Regions from separate parts of the Homo sapiens genome. Here region 2 is linked to region 1. A link is an interaction called in ENCODE POLR2A ChIA-PET data of the cell type or tissue named here. Cell type or tissue: PC-9. All regions are shown on one strand. Each heading gives the region's core, and the rest is flanking DNA. Links, peaks and the distances in the headings are about the cores only.

The links. ChIA-PET counts read pairs that join two places held together with the same protein. Peaks named below come from ENCODE experiments on the same cell type or tissue, not always from the same donor. Only the 100,000 strongest peaks of a DNase experiment are listed, where the experiment ranks them.
Region 2: POLR2A ChIA-PET joins it to region 1 with 33 read pairs; 8 of 35 experiments call an interaction of 5 or more read pairs at or near these places.

Annotation. Positions count from the first base shown.
Region 1 is chr4:183,088,838-183,104,782 of GRCh38, reverse strand. It overlaps WWC2 (WW and C2 domain containing 2), which reads right to left and starts at 5,526. Exons shown (of 23, transcript NM_024949.6): 1 at 5,161-5,526. The coding sequence starts at 5,291. WWC2-AS2 (WWC2 antisense RNA 2) reads left to right here and starts at 5,584. Exons shown (of 1, transcript NR_024008.1): 1 at 5,584-7,762. It overlaps LOC105377578 (a long non-coding RNA gene), which reads left to right and starts at 12,383. Exons shown (of 3, transcript XR_001741938.2): 1 at 12,383-12,599. RefSeq lists silencers at 6,473-6,767, 9,833-10,127 and enhancers at 6,473-6,767, 8,113-8,407. In PC-9, for the core only: no CTCF peak of the experiment used is centred there; a DNase peak (open chromatin) is centred at 10,302.
Region 2 is chr4:183,229,395-183,245,339 of GRCh38, reverse strand. It overlaps WWC2 (WW and C2 domain containing 2), which reads right to left. Exons shown (of 23, transcript NM_024949.6): 5 at 5,078-5,157. WWC2-AS1 (WWC2 antisense RNA 1) reads left to right here and starts at 4,706. Exons shown (of 2, transcript NR_126473.1): 1 at 4,706-4,816; 2 at 11,420-11,712. In PC-9, for the core only: no CTCF peak of the experiment used is centred there; no DNase peak of the experiment used is centred there; H3K27ac peaks cover 165 bases.

The sequences.
Region 1 (15,945 bases), core at 9,012-11,511:
CTGTTCACTCCAGCAAGCATTATACCAAACTGTGTTAAAAAGAATATTTCTTTTGGAATTTTTGGAAGACAGCATACTTTAAATTAGTGCTTCCTAGAGTGATTTTTTTAATCCTCTTTTAACAACCTCTCCACACTTCAAATACTATAATCACTCAAATAATTCACAGTAACCACTTGGCACCCAGACTCAGGGCCTGCTGGAGAGGAACAATTCCAGCAGTCTATGACAATGGCAGTTGTGATTAAGACTATCAAGGTTCATTTTGTTTTCTTTGCTCTTATAAGTAATTCTCATATTTATACTATTACTCAAAATGTAGCAGCTCAATTCTCTTATTATTTTAAATATAACTGGAAAGTCAGTTGTCTCTGTTGGTGGCTATGGGTTTATTTTTTGAAAGCCCAACAGTAAGAATCTGGAAATAAGAGAGTAGCTCAATTAATATTCTTTCATTAATTTAACAAACTGTCTTCATTAACTAAATTAACCAACATTTATTTAACATACCATGTATAAAGGATTCAAAAAGCAGTAATAAGCAATCGGGGACTCCAGGAGTTTACAGTCTAGCAGTGGGTTCATAGAAATTACTTAATTTGCCAGCCTGGCCAACATGATGAAACGCCACCTCTACTAAAAAAAACTACGAAAAATTAGCTGGGCGTGGTGGCAGGTGCCTGTAATCCCAGCTACTCGGGAGGCTGAGGCAGGAGAATCACTTGAACCCAGGAGGTGGAGGCTGCAGTGAGCCAACATCGCGCCATTGCACTCTAGCCTGGGCGACAATGTGAGACTCTGTCTCAAAAAAAAAGAAATTACTTAGACTTTGAAAGAAAGACAAGGCCAGGCCGGGCGTGGTGGCTCATGCCTGTAATCCCAGCACTTTGGGAGGCCAAGGTGGGCGCATCACAAGGTCAGGAGATGGAGATCATCCTGGCCAACATGGTGAAACCCCATCTCTACCAAAAATACAAAAAAATTATCTGGGTATGGTGGTGCCTGTAATCCCAGCTACTCATGAGGCTGAGGCATGAGAATCACTTGAACCCAGGCGGCGGAGGTTGCAGTGAGGCGAGATGGCACCACTGCACTCCAGTCTGGCGACACAGCAAGACTCCGTCTCAAAAAAAAAAAAAAAAAAGAGAAACACAAGTCCAGGTGCGGTGGTTCATGCCTGTAATCCCAGCACTTTGGGAGGCCGAGGCAGACAGATCACCTGAGGTCAGGAGTTCGAGACCAGCCTGGCCAACATGGTGAAACCCCATTTCTACTAAAAATACAAAAAATTAGCCGGGCGTGGTGGCAGGCGCCTGGAATCCCAGCTACTCGGGAGGCTGAGACAGGAGAATCGCTTGAACCCGGGAGCCGCAGTAAGCCGAGATCACGTCATTGCTCTCCAACTTGGGCAACAGAACGAAAACACCGTCTCAAAAAAAAAAAAAAAAAAAGACAATACAGAGTTCCTCTGATCCTAGTCATATGCCTCAAACGGGTGTGGAGAGCCAAAAGTTAACTGTGACATCAATGATATACCCAGCTGGCACCCCCTTCCTCCCTTTTCACCCTCCCCACCCCCCAAGATTATTTTTATTCAGTTAGAAGGTACAGGTTGCTCAACATCTGACCCTTGCCATAAGCCACAGATTAGTGTCTATCAGTGGGTTTTAATGGAAAGTCACTTTGCATGGTGTGAAATCTTTCAGTTCAACTAGACAAAGTCATTGTATCTCTGGGTAACATTCAATCCAAGGATAGAAAATGAGCAAAATTCTACTGGGAGTTGGTAAAGCCAACCCACCCTATCTCTGAGGCCTGCCCACTTAAGCTCCCTACTCCTCCAAAAGGCAATGAAGCCAATCCATCCCACCTTTTTCTCCTTTGTTGAATGTAATTAAAAAAAAAAAAAAAAAAGCACCAGGCCATTTGGCCAAGACCTATGGCCTACCATAAACACCAACTGGTATGTTCAAAAGGGTCCATGGTGAGCAAAAGAAGAGGGGGTAAACCTACAAAATAACACTCGGGGAGTGGGCCCATGCAGGCAGGGTAGGGGGACAAGGAATTAATCACAAACAGGGAGATTTCCCCAGGATTAGCCTAGTCACTCAGCCTGAAAAATAAACACTGGGCAAAAAGGTTCTGCCCCTCTGTGCACTCCACCCAAAGACCCCTGAACATGCGCAAGCGTCGAGACAATTTAAAGGAATGATTAAGGACACATGCTGTAGAGTCAAGCTGTCTGGCTTTAAATCCTAGCTCCACACTTAACAAGGGCTACTTCTCTGTGACTCAATTTCCTCATCTGTAACTGGAAGATGACAGTAGTACCTACCTCACAGGACCAACGGGAGAATGAAATGAGATCACAGTTAAAGAGCTTAGCAGAGTGCCTAGCACACAATACACACTGAGTAAATACTGTCCATGCTAGTATTTCTACTATTTCCAGGGTCACTCAGTTCCTAAACTGGAATGTCAACACTACACTAATACAATTAGGCTGGGCCCTAATGGTGAGCCCACAAACACCCCTATGAAGAAGATGATATTATCCTCATTTTAGAGCTGAAAAATGGAGGTTTAGAGGGATTCAGAAACTCACGTAAACTTAGTCAATAAAAGTAAGAAGTGGAGCAATAAAAGCTTTGATCACATCCCAGCAAAGTTTGAATGACGTCATTCACCTCCAAAAGCTTAAAAGCATTTTAGAATAATGCTTCAGCATTCTGGCATGACTACCTGTTGAATGAAATTATGTTCTTATAAAATGCCCTAGCCTCCCCTACTAAATCGGCATAATTATCTGTATAATCAGAAATATTCAACAAATTCTGATAGACTATCAAAAACACAAAATTCTTTTCCTTAACAGAATAACATAAAAAATATGCAAGGTAAATCATCGTGACCATTCTAATTAAATGGCTTAAACAGTTCAAAAGTACTGCAGACCCATAGTATATCAAGTTGTTTTTCTTTCAGAATTTGTAAGTTGATCCTGCAGAAGAATCCACACACTCCTATTGGCCTGTGTAACATCTCTCTTTCCATATGTTTGGTAAGTGTGTAACAAAACTGACAGGAGTTAATAGTTACTCCAAATATACGTTCCCATCAGCTCTTACTCTATTTAGTAAGATTTAGTCACTTAATTGCCCTAAAAGAAAATATAATCAAATTTAAACTGAGTATATAATGGTGACTCTGATCTCAACAGAGTATCTTTTAAAACTCTGAGATCCAGAAATATTTGTAAGTCGTCAAATTTATGTCTCTGAATATTTAAGACCTAACAGCTGCAAGGAAAATTGGAAAAATAAAAAGCTATCTTAGTCAAAACTATTTGTCCCTATCCAATGAATTGTTTATCCAGTTTCCTGAAAATAGTTCATAATAATTACTAATCCATTAAGAGTTTAAAATAAAGGACATGCTTGACTTGTGAAAAAAGTAGTGATATGGATAGCCAAGTCATATAATTTCACTCCACTTTCTATTTACTTTACCCAGACATTACATATTCTTGTAATCCTTTCCGGTAAACACAACTGAGATAATATAGTAAAGCATGTAAACCGAAGAAGAGAACCTAGAATGCCTAAATATTTCAAGAATTTATTGTTATTTCAATTACCTGAAACTCCAAGTATCAGAAAGCAGAAAGAATTACCACACAACTGTAAAAGTCAAATATTTATACAGGTGCCTTAAAAGCCGCAGTTGGGTGCACACCATCAGCACTGACATTTACTATCTGTTAAGTAGTTTCAAAGTGCAATAGCATAAGTCAAATAACTGGCTTGGAGCGTGAAGTTTATGACAACAACTAGCACGTCTGGAGACACTGGGAAGGTGTGATGCCTGTCACAATTTTCATCAGGCCAGCAACAGGCAGCCAGGCTGCGGCAAGACCGAACCTCAGCACAGGTGCCTTTTCTCATTTCAGGAGGGAAACCTAGGCCCGTAGCTTCACGGATAATTGAACAAGGATTGTTCCATAAATTTATAATGTTATTTATAACTTTCTTGTAATTGCCTTTTAGTAGCTTTCAAAAACAACATTTTTAGGGCAAAAGTAACTGAGATTATAAAGTAGTTAGGTATTTCAGCTTCAAATTGAGAAAAGGGAAAATGTTAAATAGGAGAAGCACCTAAAAAGTATATAAAGCCCAAAGGGCCACATTCAATAAAGTTATAATTTTCAGAAATGACAAAAGTCCAAATGTCGAAGTTATCCCTGGTGGCACGTTATTTAAATTTACAATTAGGAATATCTCCTTAATGGATAATTTACAAATTTATAATTAGGAATACCTCCTATTATTCTTACAATAATTCTAAGAAATTTTAAGGGTAAAAAAAATATGGGACACAGAAACATTTGTGAACCTTCAGTTCCTGAACCAATTTAAAAAACAAAAAACAAAGAAACCAGGCTAAGCTCAAATCAGAGTGCCTCAATACCCAACGTTAATTTCACTACATCTCCCTTCCAAACACAATATGCCTGTTCCCGATCTGGGAGTCGGTTCAAGTTTTCAGGTGAAGACTAACGACAGACAGCGAAACCCCCAAACGCGCGTTTTTAAACTCTGAGGGGCAAAGTCAGTCACACCCACTAGCAGGGCCCGGCGGGGGGCGGGAGCCCCTTCCCAGCTCGGGACCTCCGGCCAGTCTGGGCGCCCCCGCCAAGAGCTCGCAGCCCAGGCTCCCGCGCCAAGGACGGCCTGAGGGATGCCACAGGTGGCCCGGAGGGCTCGTTCCCCAACTGGCAGTGAGGCCCTAGCCCACCCCCGCCGCCCAGAGGCCGAAGGTGTCCTGCAGCCTCCACGTGGGCACCTCGAAGCCTAGGGAAGTTCCTAACAGGGCTCAGGTGGCCCCTCGGGTCCGTTAGCCTGGCGCGCGGCGTCGGCCCGGGGCAGCGACTCCAGCCTTGCCTCGGGGCCGGGTCCCCGGAGGGGCGTCGGGAAGCCGGTGGGCGGAGGAGCCCGGGTACGGGCGGCTCCTCGGCCCCGCCGGAGCAGCCAGCCCCACATCCCTCCCGGGACCCCTCGGGGCACCGCGGGCCGGCGCCGCCCCAGCCCCCCGCGCGGCCGGGTCTCCGGGACAACAGCCGCCGTGTCCGAACGGGCCCGCGCCCCCGCGGCCGGCGCCCACCTGTCCCGGGGGTCGATCCAGCTGGTCCTCCTGGTGTTGTGGTCAATGTAGAAGACCTTGCCGTCGTAGTCCCTGGCCTCCTCCCAGCCCCGGGGCAGCGGCAGCTGACCGCTCCCGGCCCTCCTAGGCATGGTCGGCGGCCTCGCCGGCGAGCGGCGCCTCCATAGGTACCGGGCGCGGGACGCGGCGGGAACGCGGCTGCCGGGCTAGGCTGCCAACCCGCGACGCGGGCGCCGGCGAGGGGCTGAGGGGCGCAGGGCGCGGGGCGCGGCGGAACCACGCGCGGGAGGTGCCTCAGGAAACGCTGTTCGCGGCCCCGCTGCGGATCAGTCCACCATGTCTGCGTCGGAGCCGGCGAGCGAACCCTCCTCCCCCTCGCCGCCGCTGCCTCCGCCTCTTCCTCCTCCTCCGCCCCGTCCCCCTCTGGCCGCCGAGGGTCGCGGCGCCCAGGCTGCCGGAGCCGCCGCCGTCTGGGCTCGGATCCGGGAAGCTGCGGCGCTGCCGCGGCAGCGGCGGGCCCCTCATTTGCATGCGATTAGCATGCGCCCGCCCGCCTCATCTGCATGCGCATTCCTCGCGCCGCATTCCTGAGCTTAACCCCGCCGCTGCCGGCGTCGCCGCACCAGCTCGGACGCACTGCCCCGCGGGGCCGCGGCTCCAGGTGGGAGGAAGGCGGGCGAAGGAATGTGCGGCCAGCTCCCTCCCCTTGACCCCAGATAGCTCCCCTGGGCCAAACGCCGAGAGGTTTTAGAGTTTCTGGACGGGGAAGATTGCAAAAGTCTCCGCAACCTTCTCAACCTCTTTCGTCTTCTAGGGAAACCACAAAACTTTCGAGAGGAAAGGGGTGGCGGGCGGGGAGCTCTCCTCCGGAGAAAAAACCTCAACAAGCGGAGAGGGCACAAAGGCTCCCCACGCCGCGCCCCGAGCCCCTCCGGCACCCCAAGGGCGGTCCGGGGTGGTGGGAAAGCGCCAAGCCCTGGGAGTGCGTCGGTGGGTCCGGGACGGCGGGGCCTCCGCCAGGGCTCCTGGCCCTCGATGACCTCGGCTGAGACCGCGAGCCGCGCGGCGGAAAGCGGAGGAACTCCCGTCCGGCCCTGTAGCCGCCCGCACCGCGCCCCGTCACCCGCCGCCCCTTCGCGTCCGGGCGCTCCAGCCGCGGGGCCCCGGAAGCTCCTGGTCCCTGGCCTCCCCTGCTTGGTTCGGGGCGGTTGGCCGTGGACGCGCCCCGACTCTAGTCCCTTCCGTCCAGCCGCCCGCCCCAGGATGTCCCCCCACCGCAGCCCCGCCGTGGCCAGGAGGTGTGGGCGGCCACGCCGGAGGGACCCACGGCGGCGCCGGACGCCCGCCCTTCCTAGGCCCTGGCCCGGCCGGGGTGGGCCGGGACGTTCCCTGTTGCATAGGCATTTATTTATTCAGCAGCTACTACGTACGTGCTGGCCCGCACTGCCGAGGGACCGGACGCCTGCCCCAGGCGGGACAATGCCGGGTGCAGCGCTGGCGGGGCCTGGACGCCAAGCTTCAGGGTCCCCAGCCCCTCAGTCAGAGGGGGCGCCTCCCAGGCCCTGGACTCCTCTCCAGCCGGGTCTACACCACCGTCCCCCGTCATCTTCTTCTGGGTTACTGAGCAGCTTCTTTTAAAATAGCAACACCGAGGAAGGCCCCGAAGCCCAGTCTTGCACCTCGTGGTGTGAAGTCGTTTAATCCTGCCCGCTAATGCGTAAGGACTTTCCACCGTGTGCAGGACTCCGCGCTGGGCAGGGGCTCTCGCAGGGTTTGAACCGACCTCCGCCTCCCCTGCGGGTTCACAGGCCTGCGAGGAAGTCGCGTGAAGGAGATTCGCTACTGTGTGAGGCTGGCCTGCGCGGCGTGGGCAGTAGCTGTCCGGGGCTGGGGACAGCTTTCGGCTCCCCAGGCCATCCCGTCGGGGCATCTGCGGCCAATCTCGAAGGTGGAGAGGCTCAGGGTTGGAACAGACTTCACGGAAGGGGTCCTAGAAGAGGAAAGGGGTCGTGTTTGCCCTTAGAGCAGTCTGGGCGTGAAGCGGAAACTTTAAACCACCAGAAACTCTGGAGAGCTTGGAGCACCTGGGAAGGAGCAACCAGAGTGGGCCGGAGGTAGGGAAGGAAGGCACCCACGGCGAATTTGCCCGCTTTGACCGCATTTAGGGCGGCCGCTTGTGCAGCCAGCCTTCTGGAAGGTAGGCTTTGCGCTTGGTGAAGAGAAGCCCCCACCTCCGGATCTGTGTTCCGCCCCAGTCCATTCATCAGGAGGTGATCACACAAGTCAAGCTTCTCTAGTTCCCGGTGGAATGAGACGCCCTGGTGGGGTCTTAAGGTTGAACGTTTGAATACTGTAAAAAAGATGGGACCTGCCTACAATTAATCTCTCACACTACTGAGCGAATGTGCGTTGTTTTGGACTTCCCTAAATTGGCCCAAATGCATAGCCAACACTTGAATTGCGGTGTACTAACAACATCATTCAGCACCAAACCAAACCATTCTTATTTAAACCTTGCTTCCTAGCTTATTTATTTCCCAAACAACTTGAAAACATTTGTTATACTAAAATGTCTACATCTTACTATTAAAAAAAAAAAACCAAAGTAACACACTTTGCTGCTGCCGTAATTTTATGTCACTGAGATGAACTATTCTACAATACTTGTAATTTCAAATTTGTTAAACTTTCAGCTAAGTAGTTTTACCCAAATTCTAAAACCAGTGAGGAATCCAAAATAGCACGCAGCATTAAATGACGTTTATTGTTCCATAAATCTTCAGACTTCAAAAAGAAACGCTAAATAGACAAACAGAACTCTAAAGCAATTAAGAGACAAGCTCGCTGCTTCTTCCCCACTGACTGGCAAGGAAACATTTGGTCATACAAAAGCCATTAAAATGACGGAAAGGAGAGTTGCCACTCTCTAGCCTTTTTTGTTCTGATCAAGTTTGAACTCTGCTGTTCGGAGTTCACACAATTTACGTAGTAACAGACCTTCAGAGAATTCCTAACGGTCAAGACAATGAAATTGCATTTATATCTGTAAAAGGAAAAGAAACATGAAGATTATCCCCATTTTAGAGGTGGACACATTTAGATTTGATTTGAGCTCCAGATGATCCTTGGCAAAGAAAGATGATGCAATCCGGTGTACAGGACGCCATATTGCCCTAGCCTGGAACCGTGTTCTAGCCGCTGAAGAGCCTATTCTGTGGCTTTCAAAATGTTCTTTTCTCCTAGCTTTACGTTTTCTCTCCAGCGCTAAATCCGTGGGGATAAGCCACCATAAACAAAGCTCCCACTGTCAATGTCCTAATCTTGAGTGGCAGGAAAATTGGTAATATCAAAAATGGGAGTAGACAGTGAAAATTATTTTAAAAGATAATTCTATTATGTACAAATTTAAAAGATATCAGGTGGGCCGGGCGTGGTGGTTCACGCCTGTAATCTCAGCACTTTGGGAGGCTGAGGTGGGCGGATCACCTGAGGTCAGGGGTTCGAGACCAGCCCGGCCAACATGGCAAAACCCCGTCTGTGCTAAAAAATACAAAAATTAGTCAGGTGTGGTGGCAGGCAGCTGTAATCCCAGCTACTCGGGAGGCTGAGGCAGGAGAATCGCTTGAACCTGGGAGGCGGAGGTTGCAGTGGGCCGAGATCCTGCCACTGCACTCCAGCCTGGGCAACAGAGCAATACTCCATCTAAAAAAAATAAAATAAAAATAAAATATATCAAGCACACCTATAGTCCCAGCTGCTCAGGAGGCTGAGGCAAGAAGATCACTTGAGGCTAGGAGTTCAAGGCACTATAACCGTGCCTTTGAATAGCCACTGCATTCCAGCCTGGGCAACATAAGGAGACCCTACCTCTTAAAAAAAATGTTTATATGTAAACACACACACACACACACACACACACACACACACCCCTTTAATCCAGCAATCCCAGTACAATTATTTTCCTGTGACATTAAAGTTGCTCAAGATATACAAGGATATTCACTGAAGCATGTTTGATAATAACAAAGCCAGAAAAACCACCAGTAGCCATCGGTAAGGGACTAATTAAATAAATTATGAATTATCCATAGTTAGCAAGCATTTTAAAAGCATTAGATAAACATATATGTGCTGGTAAGGAGAGATCTCCAGTATATGTTAAGTGAAAAAAAGCAAGGTGCAAAAAGACACTTGGCTGGCTAAGTTCAGTGGCGTTACAATCTAGTCAGTTCTGGAGATGGGGCCAATCATAAAATGTAAAGAACACAGCCTCCTGTACACTTCCTTCCTGTCAAAGGAAGAACACAGATAGTAAAGGAAGGAAATTCTTATAGAGGATTAGTGCTGTCAGGGAGATCCATCAGAGAAGTATCATGAGGTAAATAATCATTAAAGAAAAAGGATGGGGAGAGATGAGCATAGACATGAGTTTAAAATGGACAGGCGTGGCGGGGCATGTTTGAGGAAAGAAACGGGTGTGCAAAGTTCAAAGATGAAGCTAGCACGAAAGAGCCCAAGACTGGCTGGAGGCATCCAGTTAGGAGGCTGTTGTGATAGTACAGGTATGAGACAGATAAGGTCTGGATCAGAAATAAGGCAATGAAGGATGAAAAGAAATGGTTTGGCAAGAATTTGCAACTGATTAGATTAAGAAGAGAGAGGCAAATAAGCTAGAAGGAGGAATCTGAGGTGAATCCAAGATTTTAGACTGTCAAAGGGCTGGAAAAAATGAGGAAGTCCAAAGGGGGATCTGAGATGCAGTTGACTTTAGAAATTAGAGATACCCAGCAGAAAGTTAAAGGTCAGGACTAAAGCTCGAAGCAAAGGTCAGGACTGCAAATATATGGCTGAATGTCTATCATCTAAAAGTCTGTAGAGAACTGAGTATGCAGGAGTGAACCTTGGGAGGGAAACATCAGTGCAAGTCAAATAGAATTAAGTAAGCCATCTATAATCCTATTTTTGGCCTTCCACAATTTGATATAATTTTATTTCTTTGTACAATGTGGTCTACATTTTCAGTTATGTGTGTAAGAATTAGTTGTTAGTGTATGAACCGTCTTCACTATGCTAGTGAGTCAGCTCTGTGTAGGACAAGATGAACTGGTTTTCAATATTTTAATATCCCTTGTTTCTTCAAGGAGATCAGGGATTATACACTTTTCAAATTCTAAATAAAAGAATGTGCTTTGTTTCTTAATCAAACTAGTGGCATTTTTTTTCTTGGCAACTGAACTGGTTAAAACAAATATCTCTAATTATTGTGATTAGGTAACCCCAAGCCGCAATTCTAAATTTTATTGTCTAGACAGTCCTTAAGAAGAAAGGCATGTGATCTTTAAAAATTCCCACTGCTGGCCAAGCGTGGTGGCTCACTCCTGTAATCCCAGCACTTCAGGAGGCTGAGGCGGGTAGATCATTTGAGGTCAGGAATTCGAGACTAGCCTGGCCAACATAGTGAAACCCCATCTCTACTAAAAATACAAAAATTAGCCAGGTGTGGTGGCGCATGCCTGTAATCCCAGCTATTCGAGAGGCTGAGGCAGGAGAATTGCTTGAGCCTGGGAGGTGGATGTTGCAGTGAGCCAAGATTGCACCACTGCACTCCGGTCTGGGCAACACAGCGAGACCCTGTCTCAAAAAAAAAAAAAAAAGAACAAAAAAGAAAAAAAGAAAAAAAAATTCCCACAGCTGGGTCAAACCAGAATCCTCAATTACCATAACCACTTCCCTTGCAGTTAATGATTACACCAACACCTTAGGCAAAAAGTCATTCCCATTTAATAATAAGGAACATCAAACAGATTCTGTTTTACCTTATTTACTGCAGGTAGGAGACCGACATTGGGCAAATTTTGTGGTTGCTAGAAAAAAAAAAAAAGAAGTGAACATTTAAAGTATCTGTCTCATTAGCAAAAAGAAGCAGAAGCTCAAATACCACGTTTTTATACATATGAGGGTCTCAGAGGGCACCTCTTGTATTCTCTGTAGGGTAGGGCTTTAGGGTGAATAATTCATGTACTTTTTTTCTTTTATTTTTTTTAATTATATAAAAAATAGAGATGGGGATCTCACTATGTTGCCCAGGCTGGTCTCGAACTTCTTGCCTCAAGCAATCCTCCTGTCTCAGCCTCCCAAAGTGCTGGGATAACAGCATGAGCCACCGCATCCGGCTTACATTATTTCTTATGTAATGAAATAATATGAGATTCTGTTTTCCTTTGACCATCTTTAATTTGCATCCTTTTTTTCTGTTCCAACTTTATAGTCTGGAAAATACCTTCTTTAAAAGACAGGATTGGGCCGGGCATGGTGTCTCATGCCTGTAATCCCAGCACTTTGGAAGGCCAAGGTGGGAGGATCACTTGAGCTCACGAGTTCAAGTCCAGCCTGGGCAAGAGGGTGAAACCTCATGTTTACTAAAAATACAAAAATTAGCCAGGCGTGGTGGCAGGCTCATGTAGTCCCAGCTACTCCAGAGGCTGAGGCAGGAGAATGGTGTGAACCCAGGAGGCAGAGCTTGCAGTGAGCCGAGATCGTGCACTGCACTCCAGCCTGGGCAACAGAGCGAGATTCCGTCTCAAAAATAAATAAATAAATAAAATAAAATAAAAAATAAGTAAGAAATCTGACCTATGTATTTCTTGAGACACATCCCAGAGAGTTAGACTCTTTTTCATTTGAAAAATGTGAAAATTGTTGAAACTTTGAAACAATAATAAAATGAGTACCTATGTATCTGTGTTCCAGATTCACCAGGAGAGATTGCCATTTCACCACATTGCTTTTATTTCTCTCTATGGAGATGTAGGTTTTTTTGCTCAACAATTTGAAAATAAATTATAGACATCATGACACCTGACTTCTAAATACTTCAATACTGAAAATAAGGCCATTCTCCTATATAACCATAATTTTTTTTTTTAGATGGAGTCTCACTCTGTTACCCAGGCTGGAGTGCAATGGCATGATCTTGGCTCACTGCAACCTCTGCCTCCCGGGTTCAAGCGATTCTCCTGCCTCAGCTTCCTGAGTAGCTGGAATTACAGGCGCCTGCCACTATGCCCAGCTAATTTTTGTATTTTTAGTAGATAACGGGGTTTCACCATAATGGCCAGGCTGGTCTCAAACTCCTGACCTCAGGTGATCCACCCACCTCAGCCTCCGAAAGTGCTAGGATTACAAGCGTGAGCCACCGTGCCCGGCCTATAACTACAATATTATCAAACCTAAGAAATTAAAATTGATACAGCAAATATTATCTAGTATACAGCTGATTATGGTTTGGATTTGTGTCCCCGCCCATATCTGATGTTGAATTGTAATTTCCAGGAGCTGGGGCCTGGCAGGAGGTGACTGGATCATGGGGGCGCGTTTCCTCTGAGTACTGTTCTGGTGATAGTGAGTGAGCTGTCGTCATGAGATCTGGTCGTGTAAAGGTGTGTGGCACCCCTCCCTTCTCCCTCTCTTCTGTTCTGGCCACGTAAGACATGCCTGCCTCCCCTTCACCTTTTTCCATAATCAATAAGTTTCCTGAGGCCTCCCCAGCCATGCTTCCTATACAGCCTGCAGAACCATGAGCCGATTAAACCTGTTTGCTTTATAAATTACCCAGGCTATATATTCTTTATAGCAGTATGACAACAGACTAATATAGAGCTCATATTAAAATCTCCTCCATTGCCTCAAGACACCCCCTGTAACTATTTTTTGTCTGTTTGTGTAAAACAGGATCTGGGCAAGTTCATCACATTAAGCTTGGTTGTCATATCTCTTCAGTCTCCTTTAATCTTGATCATTCACCTCCTTAAAAAAAAATATTTCATGACAACGACATAGAATCTAGGCCAATATCCCACAATTTGGTTTTAGAGTATTTCCTCATTAGATTCAGGTTCGCATTTTTGTTAAGAAAACTTTATGGGGAGGTTGTATACTTCTCCCTCCATCACATTGAAAAGTACGTAATGTCAGTTTTGTCTCATCATTGGTGATACTAAATTTGATCATTAAGTGGTACCTGACAGGTGTATCTGACACCATTTTAAAGGCGTCTTTTCCCTCTGCAATTAATAACTAACTGTCTGTGGGGATGGTACGGTAAAACTATGGATATCCTCTTCCTCATCAAATCTTTCATTCATTGGATTTGACATCCATTGAAGATCCATGCTTGAATTAATTATTACATTGATAGCTCCAAAACGGCAGGATTTCTTCTACATTTTTGAGCCAGCATCTTTATGTGGGGAGACCTTTCCTATCCCTTCCTGCCATTATTACTATTTTTTTTAATCATTGGGGCACTGGGTGTGGTGGCTTATGCCTGTAATCCCAGCACTTTGGGAAGCTGAGGTTGGTGGATCACTTGAGGTCAGGAGTTCGAGGCCAGACTGGCCAACATGGAGAAACCCCACCTCTACTCAAAATACAAAAATTAGCAGGATGTGGTGGTGCATGCCCATAATCCCAGCCACTCGGGAGGCTGAAGGAGGAGAATTGCTTGAACCCGGCAGGTGGAGGTTGCAGTGAGCTGAGATCACGCCACTGCACTCCAGCCTGGGCAACAGAGTGAGACTCTGTCTCAAAACAAAAAAATCATTAGGGGCTTGTCTTAGCTTGGACTGACATAACAAAATACTGTTGACTGGGTGGCCTAAAAAGCAGAAATTTATGTTCTTGAAGTTCTGGAGACTGGGAAGCCCAAGATTGAGGTGCTGGCAGATTTAGTTCCTGTGAGGGCTCATTCCCTGGCTTTTAGACAGCCGCCTTCTCATTGTGTCTTCACATGACACAAAGAAAAAGAAAGCTCTCTGGTGTCTTCTCTTATAAGGATACTAATCCTATTAGATCAGGGCCCCACCGTTATGAGCTCATTCACCCTTAATTACTTTCTTATTCCAAATACCACCACACTGGGAGGTTATGGCTTCAACATATAAATTGCAGGGGGGTGGCACACAATTCAGTCCACAGCAGGACTCATGGATTATTCTTTTATTTAGTATGTTATACTCTATTGCCATCATTTAAAAAATTCTCATAACATGTGCATAACAAAATTATTTTTTAAACCATTTTTAAGTGTACAATTCAGGGGCATTAAGTACATTCACACTGTTGTACAATGATCATCATCATCCATTTCCAGAACTTTTTCATCTTCTGCAACTGAAACTCTATACCTATCAATACTAACTGCATTCCTCTCTCTCCCCAGCTCCTGAAAACTACACTATCACTGTTTAATCATGCTCAAATGGTCTTAGATTTGGCCAGTGGGAACTCCTTTGGCCACAAGCTGGCTCCTATGTCCTTTAACATGGCTCCCACATTCTTTGAGCACTTCCTTGTCTTCTGACATGAGAAGATGTTCTGGCCGTCTTATGATTTCCCTATTCCAGAGCTGGAGTAGGTCATCTCTCCAAGGGCCCCAGTTCCCTTTAGTGGGAAAAGGTAGTTAGATCTGGGCTTCCAGGAGAACTCATTGCTATTGGAGTGTCACCCTCTTAGTAGACGGAGTTTAGACACTGTCTAGGTACATAGTATCTATCTACCTATTGAAAACCACAAGTTCACCAAATTCCTTCCATTCAAATCCAACATCTTGGCATTCATTCTAGCTTTATGATGTGGTTTGGCTGTGTCCCCATCCAAATCTCATCTTAAATTGTAATTCCCACAATTCCCACGTGTCATGGAAGGAACCTGGTGGGAGGTGATTGAATTATGGGGGCAGGTCTTCCCTGTACTGTTCTTGTGATAGTGAATGAGTCTCACAAGATCTGATGGCTTTAAAAACAAGAGTTTCCCTGCACAAGCTCTCTTCCTTTGTCTGCCACCATGTGAGATGTGCCTTTCACCTTATGCCATGATTGTGAGGCCTCCCCAGCCAGGTGGAATTGTAAGTTCAATAAGCCTCTTCCTTTAGTAAATTGCTCAGTCTTGGGTATGTCTTTATCAGCAGCATTTAAACAAAGTAATACAGTTTCCCTTCCATATTCAGAACTCTCTTCTACAACAGTGAGAAACCTGACTCTCCTTAAATTTAAAATACTTATGTATTTAGTCAACACCCTGAACATAGCCAATCTCCTGAGGCTGCCACTGCCCCCTCCCCAAGGAGATGCCCTTCTTGTACCTTCAGGCCTCCACACCTCACACCTGGCCAACCCCCTCAGTAGGCTCCCATACCTCGTACAGGCCACCCGCTTGCACAGGCACCCTCTCTTAGCACCCATACCGGGCCCCCCTGTCCTCTCATATACATGATCTCCTCATCTTCTGGGGCTCTGACACCCCACACAGGTACAAGGTACACTCCTCTATGGGGACACCATCTTCACCCTGCTTGTCTTACTCCCCATCCCTGTGGACATTTTTCGGATCCCTCTTGGGCTCTAATACCCCATGCCCAGCTGCCCCTCTGTGTAGCCCTTTTTGCCCTGTGCTGTGGTTTAAACATCCCCTCCAAAACTCATGTCAATGGTACTGAGGTGGGCCCTTTAAGAAGTGATTAGGTCATGAGGGCCCTGCTCCATGAATGAATTAATGCCGTTATAGTCAGGGTGGGTTAATTATCATGGGATTTCAGCCCAGTTTTCCTCTGTCTCCTGTGCATGCTTCTTTGTGATGCCATATATTCTGCCATGTGATGATGCAGCAGGAAGGCCCTTATCAGCTGCAGCCTCCCAATCTTGGACTTTCCAGCCTCCAGAACCATGAGCCAAATAAGTTTTTGTTCATTATAAATTATCCAGACTGGGTGCAGTGGCTCACATCTGT
Region 2 (15,945 bases), core at 5,259-7,758, 140 kb before region 1:
TGGAATTGTCTCAGTTGGATGATTATTTCACTGCTGACTGTCATATACCAGCAATCATCTTTTCAGGCAGTTTCTCCTCCTTTCTCTCTCTTTTTTTTTTTTTTTTTTTTTTTTAGATGGAGTCTTGTTCTGTCGCCCAGGCTGGAGTGCAGTGGCGTGATCTCAGCTCACTGCAAACTACGCCTCCTGGGTTCAAGTAATTCTCCTGCCTCAGCCTCCCAAGTAGCTGGGATTACAGGCACCCGCCACGATGCCCGGCTAATTTTTGTATTTTTGGTAAAGACGGGGTTTCACCATGTTGGCCAGGCTTGAACTCCTGACCTCGTGATCCGCACGTCTCAGCCCCTCCTTTCTCTTTTAATCACAGGCGGCTAAGATTTCTCCCATCCCTCACTTCAAACCCAGTCCATTTCTAATCACTTTTGGGCTCAAACAAACGCATGTCTTTTTGCCTTCAATCTGTTTGAATGATCCCACTGCTGGCTGAACCCAAACCTTATCAAGTGCTGATCCTGATCTTCACCCAAGAAAGGTAAAAGACGTGGGCAAATGCTTTAGCTGAAGAACACAGAGGCAAGTAAACTGCCACCTGATTTACATAATGTTTTGCTGTAATGTCTGTGCAAAACCTGGCACAGGGCCTGCAGCTTGGGAGGCCTTTAATAAATGGTTAATAAGTAAATTATTATTTATACTAGTGAGTATCCTACAATGTTTGGATTGTGTGGTTAGTTTTTATTTCTCTCTCTCTCTCTATATATATATATATAATATTTATTCTGCTTTTATGAAAGTTATGAGTCAAGATAAAATTGCTTGACTTGCTGGATGAGTTCAAACTTAGGAAAACGGCAGAAGGGCAGTAGTCATTTCTCAACTCATATTGAATAAACAGCTCTTCAATGAGCTAATTTATTATCCCTGCAGAGCTGCTTACCAAGTGTCCTTGCAGTTTACATCGTCACCTTAGGCTAGAGGATTTCACGTAACCTAATTCTTTGTGTTCGAAGGGCCTAATCGAATTACCTAATTCTTTTAAAAAAATAGTTTCATGTACTCTTCATGATCACTCTCCTGGTCCTCCCCAGCTGCCTGTGCTATCTGGGATTCATTATGAATACTGCACGAGTTCTCCTTGTGGGACATATGGCTATGCCTCTGCCCCACCCAACAACTCTATACACGTTCTTAGACATATTTTTGGTTTTATCCAGAGTCTCCAGAGAAATAGTACCTACTGAATCGGGGAAAACAGGCTCTGAGCTCGTTTGGTTTAAAACATTTAATAATTAATACTTATTTTCAATGTGAAAGGTATAATCTGAAAAAAAATAAAGCAATGCCATCTTAATCACTCTTCCAAACAAAGTCCACTCAAACAAGAGCGGTTTATAGATAATGTATTTCCCCAAGCACTGTTTTAGTAACTATCTTATGCTGCTGAACAAGCAATTAAAGACTTCAAGAACCTAAGAAAATAAAATAAACTTGATCATAAGATCATCTGATAATAAAGTACAACCAATCAAGTCACAGATTAAACACATGCACACACACACACACACACACACACACACACACACACACACACACACACACACAGTGTTTAGAATGGGGAGGGCCCCTAAAGATCCCCTAGTCACATTTCTTCCAAATGAAGAAGGCAAGGGAGAAACTTAATGCAAATTTATACCCCAAATTGCACAGACACTTAGCTAGTAGGGGAACTATCCTAAAATGACAGATTCAGAACTGGGGCTCTTATGACTACCACATTTAGAATATCTGATGGGACTAGTGAAGTACTTTGAATATCAGCTAATTCTACTTATTTGGGAAGAGATTTATCAATGGAATTTCTGACTCCCTGAAGTATTATATCCACCAACTTGGCTGAGGAAATGGCTTACTAAATAAAACAAATGATATTTCCAAATATAGCATTTTGGCATTTTCAAATGTAGCACTTTTTAACTAAAAATAAAAACTAAAATGTGGGGTTTCATAAAATAGGTAGTAATAGGGATATCTGAAATTGTGTCAAAGTGAATTTCTAAAACTCAAGTAATTTCTTCCTGTTTGTGTAAAGTCTTCAGAATTTAATGATAAAACAAATCTTTGATTCAGAAATGAACATAAACTTTATCATTTGAAAATAAAAGCAGGTAAGCTGTTTTCAGAAAAAAACCTTAACGTTTAAAAAATAAAAGCAGGACTGGTTCAAGACTGCTAATTTAAATTTCAGAGAGCTTTGAATACATGAAAATTTCTTGGCTATCCACTGCTCAACAGAATGCTAAATGTGAAGAACACAGCTCAGCTTTCACCATGGAACGTTTCTGCTCTTTTTCTTTTGCCTCCTTTGAACTTCTCTACTTTAAGTGCTGCCTTTTTCCTTTATTTCACTGTTTCTTGTTTTTCTCCTCCACTTTTCATTTCCCACCTTTTCTCTTTTGACCCTAACTTGTCATAAAATAAACCGAAGTATGAGCATCATTTGCTGACTTAAAGTATCATGCTTTTTGTTCTTAATATGAGAAAAGCTGTTTTTTTTCTTAAAATTTCTTTTGGAAGTTCTTGACTTGAGTGTGCCCTATAACTAATTTTCACTCAATATATTAGTCTCTTTTGAAAGATAAAATATGTTCACTTGCATTCCTTCTCTGGAAAGTGTATACCTTGAGAACCAAATTTTCACAGAATCTGTATATGCCTGTGACTTGCTGTTTCATCACTAGCCTGTTTTCCAATTCTGAATGCACACTGGAGGCAGCAAATGGAAACAGGCATCTTCCTGGTATCCATTTACACATATACTACACTGCTGCTTAGGCCGAAGTCAAATTTGGGACCACAAACTGAAATGAATAACGTAGAGAACAATGCCACATTTGTCTACCCAGTATAAAACTATTGTACCAAGTAAAATGAAAGCTCAAGTTTAAATTACATTATAATTCCAGATTCAACAAATATATTCCATTCTATTGTAAATAAAAGTTACAAAGCCTACAATCAGATTCTATTTAAATCTTTTCCTGAAATATATTTTCTGTCATGCCACAAATATAAGTCCCTTTATAGTATCAAGAATGTGGTTTCTTAAAAAGTCTGGCTGCTGGGTTTGATTGTTGATCATTCAGTGTTTTAGTAGTATGGTGGTTAACATTTGAATAAGAACAGCTTTATTTTGTCTATAGTTAAGATAAACAGGAGAGGTCTCTGATGTTAGATATCATATCTTTCTGCTCTCGGTTCAAGGGATTAGAATCATTCCAAGAGAATGCCTGAATTTCTACAACAAATGTCTATTGTTTTCTTGTGGAATGTTATTGACAGATTCTTAAACATGCCTTAGATTCCTATAAAAATTGCTTGCAAGCAAACTGCTTTGAAACAATACAGCATTGTTACATCAATATAACAAAGACAGCAAGTTTGGCTAACCTTTAATCCCAAATGGTGACGCGAGTTATAATTTCATGTGCCTTAAAAATGTGGAACATATGGCTAAACACGTTACGGCACTCTTCAAACTCTGTTTTCTCTCCCCACCCCCACCACGAAGCCCTGCTTTATGCTGATAAACAATTACTAAATAATGCATTTATGTCATTCTAGTTCTGCCTGGTTTATCGGGGAGCTCTGCAACCAGCTGAGGTTCTTACAACAGGGCTGGACTTGAGAAGCACTTGGGATCTCATAAAATATACCTGGCATAGAGACTAGAAACATTATTTTTCTAAGCACTCTCCAGATTATTCTAATATGCAGTCAGGTTTGAGAACCACTAGGATGGGAGCATCTGAAGGAGTATCAGGGTCATGATTCTATGCGGTAAGCAGGAAAAAAGGAGTCTGGATGATAACAGCACGTGTGAAATTAAAGTCATGCGTCTGACTGGTGGTCAAGAGCAGTGCCTGCGTATCCCAAGATATGACTAATCACCCAAACAAGAACAACCAGTTTGTTTATCTGGCCAGTGACACACAGGATCTTTAAAGGGGCTTGCTGCTTGGAGCATCCCAAATAAGAGCAGAAGGTAAAGTAAGATTCCACAGGGAAAAGGAACACAGCTGGGTACTTTCCACAGAGGTGGCGCCTGAGACCAGCTTGGCATTCCTGAGGTGCTACCACGGGAGATGCCGGGAAGAACACGAAACCTGCCTGAACACAAAACTGACCAGGGACATCCCTAAAAATACTGCACCGCACTTGGAGGCACCAAGCAGGAGGGAAGTTTTAACTCCTCTCCGTGGTCATGTGGCTGTGAAAACCATGGACTGCTTCTCTCCCATGAGAGGCCCTGTGGAGTGGAGACTGCAGGATTAGAAAGTCTCAGGTGTGCCTGTCACGGTTTGGATAGGCTGGGCCTCAGCAGCAGGGAGAACAGTGGCTTTCAGGGGCCGGGAATGCGGAAGGGATATCCTCATCCTGTGACCCTCTGTCACCTCCATTTCCACTTTACCTGGCCCAGCTTAGGGCTCTGCTAACGGCCCAGCCAACTTCAGTAGCAAACGGGAAAGGTAGAGGAACCAGGAAGTGAGGAGCGCACTCCCGCTCCTTTGCTAATAATCCTAACTTGCTCTTGCTCCCCTGCCATCTGTCAGGGTTAGACTCTAGGTCATCCCTGGGGCTGGCAGAGAGAGAGAGAGAGACAGACACGCCTCCACCCAAGGGCCCAGGGCAGCTGCAGGCTCACACAGGGGTCAAGTACAGCCAGCCCAGCCGAATGTGGAGAGGAATTTCTTGTGCCTAGTCTCTTAGCTCTGTACCACAATCTCAGAGGAGGCCAGCAAGGGTCCAGGAGATAAAGGTAAGACAAAGGCTTTTCACTTTGGTTTCTTTGGATCTCCAATGATTAATAAAAACTTTGGATCTTTTCAAGTGCATAGATCTTTCCCAAGTTTTTTTATCTGTTGGTTGATTGCTTTATTTTCTTTTGGTGTAGAGCTCTGAACTTTTTTACTTTACGTTTCTTTAAGAAATCGCTTATGTAATCTGTACTTCTATTTTCTTTGTATTCATACTAGTTAGGGAGCTTATTCTAAAGTTGATTCAGTCTTTTCATACTCACTGCTGCAATGTTTCAAAGCCTTGTTCTTTATAGAGCAGTTCCTGCTTCATCTGTGAGAGCTCTCTCTTTAGCTTTTTAACCTTTAAAGAGAAATCAACATAAACATTAATGTTTGCAGATAATTAGCAACACAGTCTACAGTTTTAAAAGATAATAAATTAGTAAACAAACACATAAACAAAGCCATGAGTTAAAGTAACATTTACTTTATCAGTTTCTCCTTCACATAAATTCTGTGGAAGGCATATTAATGATGTTTAAAACTATCAGTGATGTGTATTATTACTACTATTTACCTTCATTACCTTACTTAGCAACATTCTTATGAGCTGGACATCATCATTGTCTCCAACCAAAATGGGCAGAATAAGAACTCCAAGTCATGGCATCTCTATAAAAGTGTGTGTTTTTCCTTCATTCACTGTGCCAAGGGCCACTGCCCACCCCTCCGTTCCTCAGATGTCCTGGCAGTTCCTTCTGCCTGGAAAGCTCTCCCCAGATCTCCCGCAGTTGACTCCCTGTCCCTCCAATGCTAGCTGAAATGTTATCTTTTCAAATAGGACTTCTCTAGCCCCCCTGCCCCTGCCACGGCTCTGTTTTATTTAGACCAGAGTATTTTTCAGGAGCTGAAATTCTCCGTGTACACTGTCTGTCCTCCGTGGGAAAGTAAGCTGCAACCCACCAGCTGTATCCCAAGCATCTACAACCATGCCAAGCAAACAGCAGATGATCAATAAATATTTGTTGTCAAACTGATAAAATATATTTTTCCTGTTGTCAAATATATACTTTGGTAATAACAATTCTAAAATTGGACAGATCAGAAAAGCAGCACACGCCTGGTTTAGTCACAAACTAATAAAGGTCTTCTCACAAGGGTTAGAAACTTACTTCCATATATTAAGTTAGAGCCTTAAGTTTTTTTCTGTTGTTTGTTTGTTTTTTTTTTGAGACAGAGTCTTGCTCTGTCGACCAGGCTGGAGTGCGGTGGTGCAATCTCGGCTCACTGCAACTCCGCCTCCCGGGTTCAAGCGATTCTCATGCCTCAGCATCCAGAGTAGCTGGGATTACAGGCGCCCGCCACCACGCCTGGCTAGTTTTTGTGTTTTTAGTAGAGATGGGGTTTGACCATGTTGCCCAGGCTGGTCTCGAACTCCAGGGCTCAAGCGATCCACCCGCTTCGGCCTCCCAAAGTGCTGGGATTACAGGCGTGAGCCACCATGCCCAGCCAGAGCCTTAAGTTTTAAACACATTCTGTTGCGCAATATTTTAGAGTGCTTTTGAACTTTTATGTTGATTTATTTTACTCATTCCACAAATAGGTATTGACTCTCTACTATGTGTCTGGTGCTAGGCCTGAGTGTGAACAAAACAGACATGATCCCTGCCCTCAGGGATCTTACAGACCATGGAGCAGCCAGATATTGAGCAAATAATCAGCCAACAAAAGAAATCTTAGTAATTACCAAAGGTGCTCTAAGTTCAGGATACCTAGATATGCCAAGAGAACAGATCCTAATTTAGTCTGAGGGCTTGGGTGGAGCCTGTCTGAGGAAACAGTGTTTCAATTGAGAGGGTTAGTGGGGCTCACTTGGTAGAAGGGGTCCTCAACAGGAAGAGCTTGTGCAAAACCCTAAAGGGACAGCGGGGTGAGGGGGTATTCAGCAAACCTCTGGAATTTAAAGAATGCCACTGTGGCTGGATTACAGAGGGTGGGGGTGTCAAAAGATGGAACTGGAAAAGGACTGATACACAGATGCCACGTTGAGAATTTCTAAATCTTACTCTAAGAACAACGAGAATCAAGGAGATTAAAGCAAGACCTGCTTTATGATTTTAAATAGTCACTGTGACAACGCTGTGGGGACTGAGCAGAAGTGCCACGAGGGTCCATTATGCCAGCACTGTGGGCTGGCATGTGGGCAAGAGCCAGAGGAGGAAGATACTTCAGAGGCAGAATCAACAGGACTTGGTGATGGACTCAACGTGGAGGGTGTGGGAAAGCATGTGACCAAGATCACATCAGGATTTTGGCTTGCCAGCAGGGTGGACGAAGGTGCTTTCCTGGAGAACAGGACCAAATGTGGAAGAAAAGAGGAAGAGTTTTCTTTAAGACATTCATTTCCGTGATGCCCAGGAGACTTCAATGGCAACTAGAATATGTGGACTTGATGTTCAGAAGTGTCTGGACTAGAGATAGATAATTGAGAGTCACTGGCATAAAGATATTATTTTAGGTGCACGAGAATAAACAAGATTACCTAAAGTGGGTGTGTATTGAAAAGAGAAGAGTGTTCGAGAGCAAGCGTTGGGCATATTCATTATTCACATGTCTACTAGAGACAGAGACAAAATACACTGTGAAGTAGTGGCAAGAGATGTAAGAGGAAAAAAAAAGGGCATCCTCGAATACAAGAGAAAAATGTCAAGAGGGAGACCAGGCACTATGAGGAACAACGTGACAAAGACAAGAGCGGTGTAATACTCATGTTTGCATAGCTTTAGGCACAGTGCTTTGGACAAAGCAGATATTCAATAACATATCCGTTGAGTTTAACCTGAATGTTTATCAGTTTGTGCTTAGGTACTCGTATTTTATTAGGGAAAAGAAATACAAATAATTATGTTTCAAGGCCCAGTTTATAAATACAAAGAGAGGTATAAAGAGTGCTACTGGAACTCAAAGGAGGAAAGGATTACTTATGGCTTGGGGATGAGGGTGGAACTCCTGGAGAAGGCTACCTGAACAGGATTTTAAAGGTGGTGTAATATGAATTAAGAGCAATGAGCTCATTCGCAGTATATCACAAAAACATTTCAGTTTTAATATTAAACTATTATCATATCAAAAGAGCCACAGCAATCAGTAGCTCATTCTACATGTATTTCTATTTAGAACAGCATTTTCAAGTGCTTTTTGCCAAAAAGACAGCAACACTTTTATCTTTTGAAAAAAAAAAAAAATCAGTCCTAAAATTGATAGCACTCAAATATCTGAGCTGAAACCTGTCTTTACCATTGAAAATAGTTTGTTACAACAGCTACAAATAAAATAAAATACCTAGGAATTAACTTAACTAAAGAAGTGAAAGATTTCTACAATGAAAACTATAAAACAAGCTTGCCCAACTCACGATGGCTTTGAATGCAGCCCAACACAAATTCGTAAACTTTCTTAAAACATTATGAGGATTTTTGCTTTTTTTCTTTTTTTTAGCTTACCAGCTGTTGTTAGTACTAGTGTATTTTATGTGTGGTCCAAGACAATTCTTCTTTAAATGTGGCCCAGGGAAGCCAAAAGATTGAACAACCCTGCTATAAAACATTGATTAAAGAAGTTGAAGAGGACACACAAAAAAAGGTAAGATAGACCATGTTCATGGATTGGAAGAATCAATATTATTAAAATGTCCATACTACCCCAAGTAATCTACAGATTCAATGCAATCCCTATCAAAATCCTTTCACAGATACAGAAAAAACAATCCTAAGATTTATACAGAACCAAAAAAGACCCAGAATATCCTGAGCAAAAATAGCAAAACTGAATCACATTACCTGACTTCAAATTGTTAAAGCAAACTAAATATGGCCTAAGAAGGACTTCATACTTCTATAATTGAGACCTTGTGGATGAACTGTAACCTAGCTTAATAGTCAGACAAAACTGAAAACCTAACTTAATAGTATACACCTGTAACAATAACTGAGTGTTGGCCAATCCCAGTGGCCATACTTCAACCACTCATAGACCGCTGAATGTTCCAACTGTGTTCAAATAAGGCAAACACCAAGCTGTAACCAATCTCGCTGTTTCTGTACCTCACTTCCAATTCCTGTATATCACTGTACGTTTTCTGTCTATAAATTTGTTCTGACCACAAGGCACCCCTGGAGTCTCTGTGAGTCTGCCGTGATTCTGGGGGCCGCCCGATTCACGAATCTTTCATTGCTCAATTAAACTCCTTTAAATTTAATTCGTCTGAAGTTTTTCCTTTTTCAAAATTATACAACAGAGGTATAGTAACCAAAACAGCACACAACTGGCATAAAGACAGACACATTGACATAGAAAACCAGCAAACAAATCCATAAATATACAGTGAACTCATTTTTGACAATGGTGCCAAGAACATATACTGGGGAAAGGACAGTCCCTTCAATAAATGGTGCTGGGAAAACTAAATATCCATATGCAGAAGAATGAATCTAGACCCCTATCTCTCTCATATACAAAAATCAAGTGAAAACAGTTGATTAAAACAAGGATGATATTGAACCCATTTAGAAATAATGAATTAAAACAATACTATATCTTACTGACATAAAATAGAAGTCTTAAAATCACTTGGATTACATGAGATAAATATTACACAAAAAATCATTTGGATTATGATGATAGGTCAATTTAAATTTTTTTAAAAATTGTTTAAGACATTCTTTATCTTGAAGAGATATTAGTGCTCCCATGTTCACTGTAGCATGATTCACAATAGCCAAGATATAGAAATACTCTAAATGTCCATTGACAGATGCATGGATTAAAACAACATAGTGTGTATATACAATGGAATATTATGCAGCCTTTAAAAGAAGGAAAGGCTGCAATATGTGACAATATGAATGAACCTTGAGGACATTGTGCCAAGTGAAACAAGATGGTCACAGAGGGACAAATACTGTATGATTCCACTTATATAAAGTATCTAAAATAGGCTCATAGAAGCAAAATGGTGGTTGCCAGGTGCTGAGGTGTACAGAAGGAGAGTTGCTACAGGAAATAAAGTTTCAGTTATGCAACATGAAAATTAGTCTAGAACTCTGCTGTGCAACATTGTTTTTATAGTTGAATATATTATACACTTAAAAATTCTGTTAAGAGGGCAGATCTCATGTTAAGTGTTATTACAAAAGAAATGGAAATTCAAAAAAAATCTAAAATTGACTTGACAAAGTTGGACTCTCCTCTGTTTAGGTGATATGAGTGAAATTTTATTCTATGTTGGGTGACAATCACATAGGAAGCTAACCTGTGCTTTCTTTGTCCCCCACATTATTTAGTTTACCTAAAGTTGGCTATACGCTACTGGTTTTATACTGGGGAGTCTTCTTAATGGACAACCTGAATGATTCTTAGCTCCCAAATACCAAGATGGCATTTTATGAACTATCAAAAAGTTTGCTCCCATAAGTGAAATGAATATTTCCAAGCAGACATTATTTCTAGTTGTTTTGGTTTTATCGGTATGGTGTTAATTAGTAGTTCAACAACCTTTCTTCTTTGGAACCACTTGGCATCATTCTAGCTACTGGAGGATCACTGTTTTCACTCTTCTGTTCTCTAACCCAGCCTCAAATGTAGGACACAGAATGTAAAAACTAATGTCCTTAGATCCCAACTAGAAGATTAAGCTAATGCTGACCTAGAAGCTTAGCACAATGTAGACTCTACTAGGAAGCAATAATGAGAGCTAAGTTCATAAGTGCTTTTAACGTATTCCAGGCACTGTGCTAAATACAAATACCCATTTTCAATCCTCAAACTACACTACTAGATACAGTTTTCATTCTCATTTTATTGGTAAAGAACCCGGGACCTAAAGAGGAAAGGTAAGTAACCTGCTAAAGGTTACCCTGCTATCACAGTCTATCTAGAACCCAGGAGAACTTCTAAAAATACAATTTAAAAAGTTTTGTTATTAATGGCATGATAATACATGTAAAAAGAAAGACAAATTAGAATTGTAGCAAAATGACCTAAATAAAATCTGTGACCCTTATTCTGCCTTAGAAACTTCATTATTCCTGTATCCCACTGGAAATGAAGACATGAAAGGCCCACAATCCCCAGTGTGTGTGTTTTCTCTCACATCACTGAACTTAACTACAGCTGTAGCTAACCACCTAATTTTATTTCTGTGGAGCCAAATCTCACAACCCAGAGTGCTAAATTGGAAGCAAGAGCCCACAATTTCTGCACATTTCCCACTGTCTACACTAACTACGCTAAAGCAACTGATATTTTACATTGATTTCAGTTATTTCAGAAAACCAGGAAGATACTGTGATTAAACGTGGTAAGTAGGACTGAAAATCCAGAGCTTCTTACCACTTCTTATAATCCTAGTGTCATAGGTTTTATTTTAAAAGAAGGGGAAAGAAGATGACAATGAAGGAAAAGTAAACTCTGGAAACCTGTAGACCTTAGAAAGATCACAAGACAGACAGGTTTCAAAAGTTTGCCCTAAAAGTGAATCTTGCAACATTAAAGTTCTAACGAGCAAAATGGTATTTTACTAATGACTGCCTTCCCTTTTCACCATTTTCTCCACTGTCTTGCAGGGAGCTCCTTAAGCAAGCCAATAAAGGGCAACTGTCAACTTGCTCCTTCTGGAAATCCCTCTCCTGACTACCACTTCCACCTTACTGAAAATCCTCAACACCTACTTCATCTCTGAAGCCACCTTTAAAGAAAACAAGAAGTCAACTCCAGATAGATAGTCAAAGAATTCAGAATAAAACATTGTTTAACTTTCATAAAGCACAGAGGAAAGCAGAATCCCAGATGCTGCTAGAACCGTGTATGATGGCTAATAAATGGAATTGGCCATCAGAAACGAGATGGCTAAACACAATTATTTTTTTTAAATCTTTTGTTTAACAATAATAAAAAGGAAATAAAACAAAAGCCAATGAGAAAAATTACATAAAACATTTATGAAAATACTATCTCAAGATACAAATAACAGATAAATATTAATATATGGAAGGTCAATGCTAGATCTCCACAAATAATTAAACCAGTAAGGCTGGGCGAGTGGCTCACACCTATAATCCCAGCACTTTGGGAGGCGGAGGTGGGTGGATCACCTGAGTTCAGGAGTTCGAGACCAGCCTGGCCAACATGGTGAAACCCTGTCTCTACTAAAAAATACAAAAATTAGCCGGGTGTGGTGGCAGGTGCCTTAATCCCAGCTATTTGGGAGGCAGAGGCAGGACAATCGTTTGAACCCAGGAGGCAGAGTTTGCAGTGAGCCGAGATCAAGCCATTGCACTCAAACCTAGGGGACAAGAGCAAGACTTCTCTCAAAAAAAAAAAAAAAAAAAAAAAAAAGGTTTAAAAAGAAAAAAAAAATACACAGTAAATTACCACATGAGCCAACAATTCTACTTCAAGGCATATACCCAAGAGAAATAGAAACCTATGTCCACACAAACACTTGTACATGTAAGTTCACAGCAGCATTATCCATAATAGCCAAAAAGTGGCAAAAAAACAATTATCTGCCAACTGATGACTGGATAAATAAAATACGGCTGGACGCAATGGATCACGCCTACAATCCCAGCACTTTGAGAGGCCAAGGTGGATGGATTGCTTGAGGTCAGGAGTTCGAGACCAGCCTGACCAACATAGCAAAACCCTGTCTTTACTAAAAATACAAAAATTAGCTGGGTGTGGTGGCATGCGCCTGTAATCCCAGCTACTCGGGAGGCTGAGACAGGAGAATCACTTGAACCCGGGAGGCAGAGGTTGCAGTGAGCCAAGATCGCACCATTGCACTCCAGCCTGGGCGACTGAGAGAAACTCTGTCTCAAAAAAATAAAATAAAACTTTATTCATATAATGGAATATTATTTGGCAGTACAGGGGATGAAGTTCTAATACATGCCACAACATGAACGAACCTTGAAAACACATGCCAAGTGAAAGAAGCCAGTCACAAATGATCACACAGTATACGATGCCATTTATATGAAATGTCTGTAACAGGCACATCGGGAAAGACAGGAAACAGTGGTTGTTCAGGGCTCAGAGGATGGAGGAGGGAGGTGTGGGGAATGGGGAGAACTGCTAATGGGCACAAGGTTCCCTCTGGGGGCAGGGCAAAAATGTCCTACAGTTAGATTGCAATAATGGGCATGTAACTATGAATGTATTAAAATCCATTAAAATGTACATTTTAAATGGGTGAATTGTATGGTTTCTTAATAAAGCTGTTAAATTAAAAAAATAAACTAGCAAATGGAAATACACATGGTAAAACATCATTTAAAAATCATCTACTAATAAAGACAAAAGCATTATGTCATTACATACCAATTAAATTAGCAAACATTAAACACAAATAATAAACATATGGTCAAATGGCTTCCCATTTCAGATGCGCATCCACAACCTTTCCAGTGGTGTGTCAGGCCGACACGCTCTTTTGTCTTCATTCCATCACCTGGATTAACTCTCTTCCTTTCTCTATTGAGGCCACATTTGACTTCAAATTGTTTCTGGAAGATCCCACACCTTCTCCTGTGTCAAAACCTGTATGTACGCTGATTCTCCCCCACCTGACTGATTTCTTCATCACTGCTGTCCAGTCTTTGCTCAAATTTTGCCTTCTCAATGAGACTTCTTCTGAACACCTATTCAGAACTGCAACCAAACTGGGTGTGGTGGTGTGTACCTGTAGTCCCAGCTACTCGGGAGGCTGAGGCAGGATGATCACTTGAGCCCAGAAGTTTGAGTCCAAGCTGGACAACAATGCTGTCTCTTAAACAAAAAACCAAAACAGTAACAAAAATCCTGCAACCTGCTCTCCTTCATTCCCTATGTCCTATTCTGTAGCACTCATTCCTCGTTGAATCAATTTTTAAAAACATGAATAAAAGCTGAATTTATCAAAATGCTTTCTCTGGGACGGGCATGGTGACTCACGCCTGTAATCCCAGCACTTTAGGAGGCCAAGGCAGGTGGATCACTTGAGGTCGGGAGTTCAAGATCAGCCTGGCCAACATGGTGAAACACTGTCTCTACTAAAAATACAAAAATTAGCTGAGTGTGGTGGTACCCGCCTGTAATCCCAGCTACTCAGGAGGCTGAGGCACAAGAATCGCCTGAACACAGGAGGCGGAGGTTGTGATGAGCTGAGATCGCGCCACTGCATTCCAGCCTGGGTGACAGAGTGAGGCTCTGTCTCAAAAAAAAAAAAAAAAAAAAAAAAAAAAAGCTTTCACTGTATCTGTTGGAATAATAATTTCCCTTCACTCTGTTAGTACAGTGAATAATTTTCAAATCCTAAATTGTATATTCCTAGGATAAGCCCACCTTAGCTATTATATATAATTTTAAAATGTTGCTGTATTTAGTTTACAATGTTTTGTTTTGGAATTTTGCTTCTTTGCTTATGAATATGGTTGGCTTATATTTTGTTCATACAATCTTGTCACAATTTGATGTCAAAGTTGTGCTAGGCTAATCTTGAGGGTTTCTCTGGAATTTCACTCATGGTAATAGAGCCATTCAGATTTTTTCTATCATCTCGAATCAGTTTTGGTTAATAATATTTCAATACGAATTTAGTCATTTCACTTCAAAATTCAAATGTAATAGTATAAATTTTCTCATGTCTCTTTATTTCTTAAGCATGTGTTCATTTCCTGTACTTTTTTATTTGCTCATTTTCTCTTCTTACTTTTGAGTCAATGCTGAGAGATATGTCAATTTTATTACTCTTTTAAAAAACCAAAATTTGCTTTTGTTGATCCTTTCTATTATAGCCATGTTTTCTATTACTTTTTTTTTTTTAGACAGAGTTTTGCTCTTGGCAGTTGCCCAGGCTGGGTGCAATGACACAATCTCGGCTCACTGCAACCTCTGCCTCCCAGGTTCAAGCGATTCTCCTGCCTCAGCCTCCCGAATAGCTGGGATTACAGGCGTGCGCCACTGCGCCTGACTGACTTTTGTATTTTTAGTAGAGATGGGGTTTCACCATATTGGTCAGGCCGGTCTCGAACTCCTGACCTCAAGTGATCCATCTACTTTGGCCTCCCAAAGTGCTGGGATTACAGGTGTGAGCCACTGTGCTCAGCTGATAATTTTTGCTTTTAATTTTATTTATCTTCTTCTACTGGCTTTGGCTTATTCTGTTCTTAGGTTGACTACATTGCTCATTAAGACTTTCTTCTTTTCTAGTACAAGCATTTAAAGCTTTAAGTTTTTCTCCAACATTCATTCTATACTATTAACTAAACTACAGACTTTTTTGAATTTCCCCAGATTTTTCACTAACGTCCTTTTTTATTCAGGTCCAGCCTAGGTACCGTAGCGAGACCCTGCCACTCTTAAAAAAACAATAGGAGGCTGGGTGTGGTGGCTCACGCTTCTAATCCCAATTTAATTTGAGAGGCCGAGGAAGGAAGATTGCCTGAGCCCAGGGGTTTGAGATTAGCTTAGGCAATGCGGCAAAACCCCAGCTCTACAAAAAATACAAAATTTACCAGGTTGTGATGGAGTGCACCTGTAGTCTCAGCTTCTCAGGAAGCTGAGGTGGGAGGATTGCTTGAGCCCAGGAGGTGGAGGTTAAAGTGAGCCGGATTGAGCCGCTGCACTCCAGCCTTGGCGAAAGAGCGAGACTCTGTCTCAAAACAATAACAACAAAAACCCACCAGGAAACCACTTTATTCAGCAGTTAAGTCTCCTTAGTTGCCCCCAGTCTGTGACAGTTCCTCACTTTCTTGTCTTTAATGACCTATTCATTTATGAAGAGCACTAGTCAGATGTTTTATAAAGTGTACTCCTATTTGGGTTTGCCTGATACTCTCTCATAATTAGATTGAGATGATGGATGCTGGAAAAGAATACCACAGAGGTGACATGCCCTTCTCATCTAATGATGTATGAGTATATGCTCTCCACATGACTCATCCCTGGTGATGGAAACATTCATCAATTGGTTCCAGTGGGATCTGCCAGGTTTCTATAGTATAAATCACCTGTTTTTCCTTTCCATACTCTATTTGTCAGGAGATACTCACTGGATCCAGCCCAAATTCAAGAAGAAAGAGGTACCAAAATTAGCAGACATGTTCAA